Regions from separate parts of the Homo sapiens genome. Here region 1 is linked to region 2. Evidence: chromatin contacts called from ENCODE Hi-C or POLR2A ChIA-PET data. All regions are on one chromosome and are shown on one strand. The core of a region is the stretch at or near the end of the contact, and the rest is flanking DNA. Distances in the headings are between cores, read along the strand shown.

The links. A loop is a pair of places that touch in the nucleus more often than their neighbours do. ChIA-PET counts read pairs that join two places held with the same protein, here RNA polymerase II (POLR2A). Pooled maps may share reads with other maps.
Region 1: POLR2A ChIA-PET joins it to region 2 with 15 read pairs in activated CD4-positive, alpha-beta T cell. The contact joins two enhancer-like sites. A Hi-C loop is called at or near these places in 2 of 50 pooled maps. POLR2A ChIA-PET finds 5 or more read pairs at or near these places in 3 of 52 experiments (A549, MCF 10A and activated CD4-positive, alpha-beta T cell).

The regions. Positions count from the first base shown.
Region 1 is chr11:57,246,865-57,250,594 of GRCh38, reverse strand. It overlaps LOC107984364 (a long non-coding RNA gene), which reads left to right. Exons shown (of 3, transcript XR_001748067.3): 2 at 861-1,143; 3 at 2,887-3,241. Among named protein-coding and RNA genes, the nearest start is that of APLNR, 11 kb to the right of the region's middle. Within about 2 kb of position 1,419, at least 2 of the 41 ENCODE cell types and tissues checked have a DNase peak (open chromatin) inside an H3K27ac peak, as active enhancers do.
Region 2 is chr11:56,904,258-56,907,670 of GRCh38, reverse strand. The region is part of intron 2 of LOC105369310 (a long non-coding RNA gene); the gene reads left to right. It also overlaps the pseudogene FADS2B. Among named protein-coding and RNA genes, the nearest start is that of LINC02735, 57 kb to the right of the region's middle. Within about 2 kb of position 1,595, at least 3 of the 41 ENCODE cell types and tissues checked have a DNase peak (open chromatin) inside an H3K27ac peak, as active enhancers do.

The sequences.
Region 1 (3,730 bases), core at 170-2,669, 340 kb before region 2:
TTCCTTGTAATACTTTGCACAGTTACAGCTTTACTTTTTTACATCATTCTTTAGTAGATGCCTCTGTCCCTGACAAGGCTCTATCTTTCGAGGGCAGAATCCTGGGTGGGGTTTTGATTTACCATTGAGCTTAGCATAGGGCCCCCTACAGAGGAAGGACTTAGTGGACATTTTTTGAGTGAGTCACAAAGCCCTGAAGCCCCAGCTCTGGCTCAGTCACTAATTAGCTGTGTCCCCCGCAACCTGTCTGTGCTGAAGTTCCCCTGTCTTAACAGAGTGGCTGCTGCCTGAGAAACAGGAAAACGTATTTCCAGAAAGAGAAAGAGGGAAAGGAAAATATACACACATATTTTAAGAGATTTGTCTAATTAAATCTGTGAGTGATCTTCAGGGTCCCAGGGCTGACATTGGAATAACTGGGAGGGCTCATGGATAAAGAATATCTCCATAGACACCTTCTTATGTGGGCCAACTCAACTGTGTAGCCACCCTTTTTCCCATGCTAAAATTAATGAGTGTATCGAAAGAGATTTCAGTGCAAAGTTCATTGAGATAAAAGATTCAGATAAGAGGCTCAGCAGAGAAACAGGTGAAAGGGAACATAAGAAATGCTCAATAAATGTTTTTAGTGGTGGGTAGAGAAATGAGTGGAAGCTGGAATCGCTGTCCTGCGAGAAGCCACAAGGTGGCGCTGGGTGCTCAGCAATGAGATTCCTGCCTCCAGAGATTTGGCTCAACTTTTCTCTATCAATGTCAGCTTATTAAAAAAAAAAAAAAAAAAAAAAGCAGTCTTTTTCTAGTCCATAATTTTCCTTAATAAAACAGGGTAACATTTTCCCTTTCATATGTTGTCTTTACAGAGTGACATGCTTGAGGAAGAGTGATGAATAATACTGAGGATGATTCAACGTCTCTTGGTTTTACTTCTGCACCACCCAAACAGAAAATAATTAGACAAGAACATTTCTTTTTCTATATCAGTGTCATAACATGTATTATTACAGTGCGGTGTAACCACATGTCAGAAGAGAATGTGTAGCTCAAAACACTGAACTAGGTGGAGAGGCCGAGGCCTTAATTCTCCAAGAGACTGGGACCTGTGCTGGGTTCTAGCGCCTGTTCAGCGTCAGAATCATCAGCTGGGTAAGTTCCTTTTGCTAAGGGTTCTTCTAGCCCCTGAGCCATAAGGTTCCAGGGTAGACAATTCCAGATACCACAGGGCCCTGGAATAAGGAGAGAGGTTGGGCTTAGGTGCACCCTCTGGGGTCTCAGGCTGCTGGGTCTGCATCCCGGTGGCGGGGCTGGAAGCCAGTGCTGGGACTCCTGGTGCTCAGAGGGAGGTCAAAGCTGAGTAGCAGCTCATCTCCACCAGAGGTCAGCATCACCGAGCCATCAGAGGCACAGCAGCCAAACAGCCAGGCTCAGGAGGCAGCTCTGTGCTTGAGCTGGCTCACCCATGTCCAGTTCTTCTTTCCACCTCCCCAACCATCCTTAGGGCCCGAGCAGTCCTAAGAGTGGGAGATGCTGTAGCACTAGTGTTGTGCCTTCTTGGCAAGGGTAGATTGCCGCTGGATACCTGTGGGACCCGTGGGACTGATGGGTCATTCATCAGCAGAGCCCCGCAGCATCTGGGGCAGCTACCTCTCTCTGTGCTCACACAAAGCTGTTGACTATCCCACTGGCTTCTGTCAAAGCCTCGGGCAGGCAGGGCAGGCACGTTCCACACTTCAAGGAACTAAGATGGAAAGTATCATTAAAGAAGAAGAATAAGAAAAAAATATGACTTTACAAACTGTTTAAGATTAAGAACTGTCTACCATGGTAGCTAAGACTGTAGATCCTCAAACCAGCCCTCCTAGGTCTGAATCCCATCTCCAATACTGAGAAATGGAGGGGCTTAGACAAGTTTCTTATTGTTTCGCATCTCAGTTTCTGCATCTGTAAACTGGGAATATTATCATTCCCATTTATCACTATTGATCCTCTCTACCCATTGGGTTATTGTGGGGATTAAATGAGATGATTGTAACAGAAAATATTAACTGAGCATTCGCCCTGTGCCAGGCATGGACCTAAGTCTGGTATCTAAGCCTATTATCTCAGAATTCTGACAATGCTGTATACGGTTACTCCTATTTTATAGTTGATGAAACAGATGCTTCATATGCTAGCAGAACTAGTATTTGAAACCAGCTATTTTTGCTTCCAGGGTTTACTTTTTAAATCATGGTCCTTCACTAGAACAGTGCCTGCTGACATGGAGTAAGCACTTAATAAATAAGAGCCATTATTATTATTATTAATAATTTTGTTTTAAGTTCTGGGATACATGTGAAGAACATGCCGGTTTGTTACATAGGTATACATGTGACATGGTGGTTTGCTGCACCTATCAACCCATCATCAAGGTTTTAAGCTCTGCATACATTAGGTATTTGTCCTAATGCTCTCCCACCCCTTGCCCTCCACCCCCCACCAGGCCCCAGTGTGTGATGTTCCCCTCCCTCTGTCCATGTGTCCTCATTGTTCAACTCCCACTTATGAGTGAGAACATGCTGTGTTTGGTTTTCTTTTCCTGTGTTAGTTTGCTGAGAATGATGGTTTCCAGCTTCATTCATGTCCCTGCAAAGGACATGAACTCATTCTTTTTTATGGCTGCATAGTATTCCATGGTGTGTATGTGCCACATTTTCTTTATCCAGTCTGTCATTGATGGGCATTTGGGTTGGTTCCAAGTCTTTGCTATTGTAAATAGTTACTAGTATTATTCACTAGTATTGTTATTGCTGCTATTGTGGAGTTATTCATAGCTTGATCTTTATGTCTATGGGTCAATGAGTAATTACAAACATGCTGGTTTTACAAATTATCTTTTTATCATCATAGCTGTGAGCCTACGTGAATTTTTCTCCACTCAATCTCATCATCCTTCAGACAGGCGGAGAGAGCGGGATCCATCTATGAGATTTCTCTGCTGAGAAATCTCCTCCCTCCCTCCAATGAAGCAACAGCAGGTCATATCTGAATGCAGAAGCATGGCCTTGTGCTGGGAAAACACATCCTGGCTGTAGAGCTCTCAGGCTTCTAGAGTCAAAGCCAAGGGTTCAAATCCTCTCTGTCTTACTCAGAAGCCACATGGTCCTGAGACAGTGAAGTAACTCTGTGAACCTCAGTTTACCAATCTGTAAGATGGGGATCATAATGTAAAAGATGGCATTAAAACTTACATTGGGAAAAAGCATTTGAGTGTGCTTATACAGTGCCTGGTAATAAACTTTACCTATTAGGATGCAATACACTACCTGTTACTATGGGAGTAATAGTAAGAGATGACTACCTAAGTCTGGTATCTAAGCCTAGTATCTCGTAGTTCTGACAATGCTATATACGGTTACCCCTATTTTAAGGTTGATGAAACTGAGGCTTCGTATACTAGCAGAACCAGGATTTAAAACCAGGCATTTTTGCTTTCAGAGTTCACTTTTTAAAATCATGGTCCTTCACTAGAACAGTGCCTGCTGACATGGAGTAAGCACTTAATAAGTAAGAGCCATTACTATTATTATTATTATTTTTTGTTTGTTGGTGACAAACTACCTGTAGTTGGAAAATTGGAATTGGAGTCTTCTCCTTAATATGGGCCTTTGGTCTGAAAAACTGCACCTGTTTCCTAACGAGCCTAACCCATTCTAACCCATCCTCAAAGATGCCTCCAGAGTGAGCATCCTAA
Region 2 (3,413 bases), core at 346-2,845:
GTGACCTTGAGCAATTTCCTCATCTGTAAAATGGATGAGGCTTCTTAGAGGATTGCAGAAAATAACATGCTTGACACTTTCCTTTTCCTTACCAAAATAAAATGTTTTAGGATGTCATCATGGAATCAGTATAGGCCAGATTTTCTAGGAAGATCTTAATTTCAAATGTTCTGTCCCACTATCCCTATAATGAGACTTGACTCTTAGTTTTTTTATATGCACATACTGATGAATATGAAAAATATGCTACAAGGAGTCCACTTTGTTTTTAGTATTGCACAGTAGTCCAAAATGTATGCAAACATTTCATGGTTTATTTTGGGAAGTGCTCTTTTATTGTACAAACACTGGAAAGACCAGAACATATACATTTTTGCACAGTTGGTGAATGAAAATTCTAAAGAATCTCCATATTGGTGTCTTTTCCAGGCGGTGGTGGGGGGAGGTAATTGACATGAAGTTAAATTTTAAACTTTAAAATTGTGATGCATGTCTAAGGCGGGGATGTTGCTGTTTATATTGTAATTTTCTTTGTCACATCCTCCCCGCCCACCTTCCCTTTCCACAGGTAGTTTTCTCTCCTGCACATAGTTGAAGCCAATGTTCATTTTGCTCATGAGTCACTGTTTTTGTCTGCAAAAAAAGGCAGAGTACACTTGATTTGCTTTTAGAGCCATTGCCCATGTTCTTACTCAGTTCACAAGTCATCAAGGTTATATTCATTTCGACTAGTGCAAAATTGTTTCTGGAGACACAACTTACATAGAAATAGCTGTGTACAAATCAGGATCAATGGGAAAGCAGTGATTTTTTTTTTAAAGTGCCAGCATGGGTGGGGCTGATCTGAAATATTTCACATACTGGCACTGAATCAACTGCCAGCTACCTCCAGGGCAGATGAGTCTTACCTTTCCTCTGACTCCTCAGAACAGAGGAGGAAAAATGGGATGGTCTATTACCTGAAACTCACAATAGCAGAAGAAACTGCCTCTGCTTTTATTCTGTGCTAAGTATCTCTGAGTGAATCCAGAAACAGACTAATCTATCTTACACTGGTGAAGAGAGGGTGGAATAGAATGCCCACAGGAATTTTCTGGTCAAATGTGACCTATCACATGAAATAACAACTTATTATTCATTCTAACTATTTTGGGGGACACATCTCCAATATGAATCAAAATCCAACTCTGTGTTATCTGATTGACTTAAGGCTCAAACTGCTCAATGGGAGAGAGGGTAGATAAAAGTAGATGATTCCAGGTACCTTGCAACTTAGTGATGATGTGATTTATTTCCATCTTCTTAATACTTCAACGATTAAATATTTTTCTTATTGATTCTGAGTCTTCATTTTGATTATGGAAAGACTGTTTCTAGTATTAATAACAATTAACAATTATTAAGCATTTCCTGTATGCCAGACACTTTGTTGAGCATGACACATGAGTATTGCGTATAATCCTAACAACATCCTTATCAGGTTGAAGCCATCATCTATCATCATTTTACAGTTGAAGAAACTGTGGTTCAAAATCATTAAGTAATTTGTTCAAAGTGACTCAGCTCATGAGTGCCTGAATTCTCACAGAAGGCAGGTTCATTTTTGTAGGTTAGAATCACCTGGGGAACTTTCCAAAAATACTGATGTCTAGACTCTACTGGGGATGAATTTAGAATATCTAGAGATGGTACTTAGGCATTAGGACTTTAAAAAATAACTTCTTTAGGTGGCTTCAAATGATAGCCAGCATTGAGCAGCTCTGCTCTAGTGCCTGCATTATTTAGTGCTATGCTATGAATTCTCCACTGACCAGTTTATGTCCATTGGCTTAAATGCTTAACCCCTCTGAACATGAATTTCAACTGAAAACTAGGAGTGCTATATCCTCACATCATTAGAATTACTTGAGAAAATAGCCTAACGGGGCAAATTCCGAACCTGGCACTTGTCAGGCTCACACAATGTGAGTCCCCATCTGTGTTTCCTTATTGTTTGCTGTAAGTAGTTACTGCTCACTACTCTCTGTGGGCCTGGCTCCAGCATTGTCTTCATGCTTTTATTAGTTGGCTACTTCCAAGCCACTACGGGCTGGGGAAGCAGATAACCAGAATGAGATATATGTATAAAATCACTGTGTTAGGGAAGAACTAATAGGCTCTGAGTCAGTGCCCATAGGTTTTTCCTAAGGGATCCCGGTTTGAATGCAAGGATTTGGTTTAGTGGAAGGCTCAGAGACATTTGCTTCCCTTCTAGGCCAGAGTACATAGTCACCAAACCCTAGAAAGTTCTAGAAAAGTAGAGATCTAGTTTAACTCCTAGTACTACTGATGGGAACACTGAGGACCAGGGATAGAATGTGATTTACTAAAGATCTCACAATGAGCACTGTCAGAGCCAGGCCTGGAAGCCATGCTTGGAAGTCCTGCACTGTTAACTGGTTCATTCATTCACTCTTTCTTTCTTTCTTTCTTTCATTCCTTCCTTCAACAAAAGCTTATTGAAGGCTCCCCCCCGCCGCCATGCACCAAGCACTCTCCTAGGTGCTGCACTGCAGTGGTGCATAGGACAGTGTACCTGCTTCCTGGAGCCCAAGTAAGAGGGGATAAGACCAGCTGTCATATCACTACCTGCTTTTTCCAGCAGTCTGGATTTTGCAATCCTGCACTCTTGAACAGAGCCATCTGGCTTTTCCTGACTAGTCTTTCTGTTCACTAGTATCTGTTTTGCATCTTTTCCTTTATTTCTTCATAGCTGCCTCCTCCTTGCCCAAAATCCCTTCTAAGAATATTCCCACTTATGATTTCACAATGCACATCTTCATTTTTCAAGGCACACACTTTCTTCTGTGAGGTGGTCCCTTAGGGCAGGGGGGTGCCAGGGATTTAGCCAAAGAGTCTACCAGGGTAATACAAAATATAAGAGCTTCTTAAATAGAACTAAATAAATCCTCACAAAAAATTTAATTTAAAATTCTCATTTCAGCACATATTTTATAGTGTTGTATTATATATTAGTACATATTATCTACCTTGTTAGTACACTTATATTTATTTGTGGGGTATCATAAATATTTTTTACTGATATCAATGTACAAATATGGGAACCACTCCTTAGGGACTCATGTTCAGGAATCCCCCTCATGCTCCCTGACGTCCCATACCTTGAGATGGCACATCACAAATTTATGCACCACGTGGTTCCACTTGGACTTCCTAAATATGGAAAGGTGCCCCGCGTCATGCTGCAAAAATGAGCTCTGAGCCTAGGAGAGAGGAAGTTACTGTTAGAGAAATTGGGACCCTAACAAGAAATCAATCAACAAGTCCCATAGTAGATTCACAACCTTATTTGGGAAAAGTGGGTGATCTTGTTCGACCTCCAGCCAAAATTAGTTTCTATTTCCCATACATAT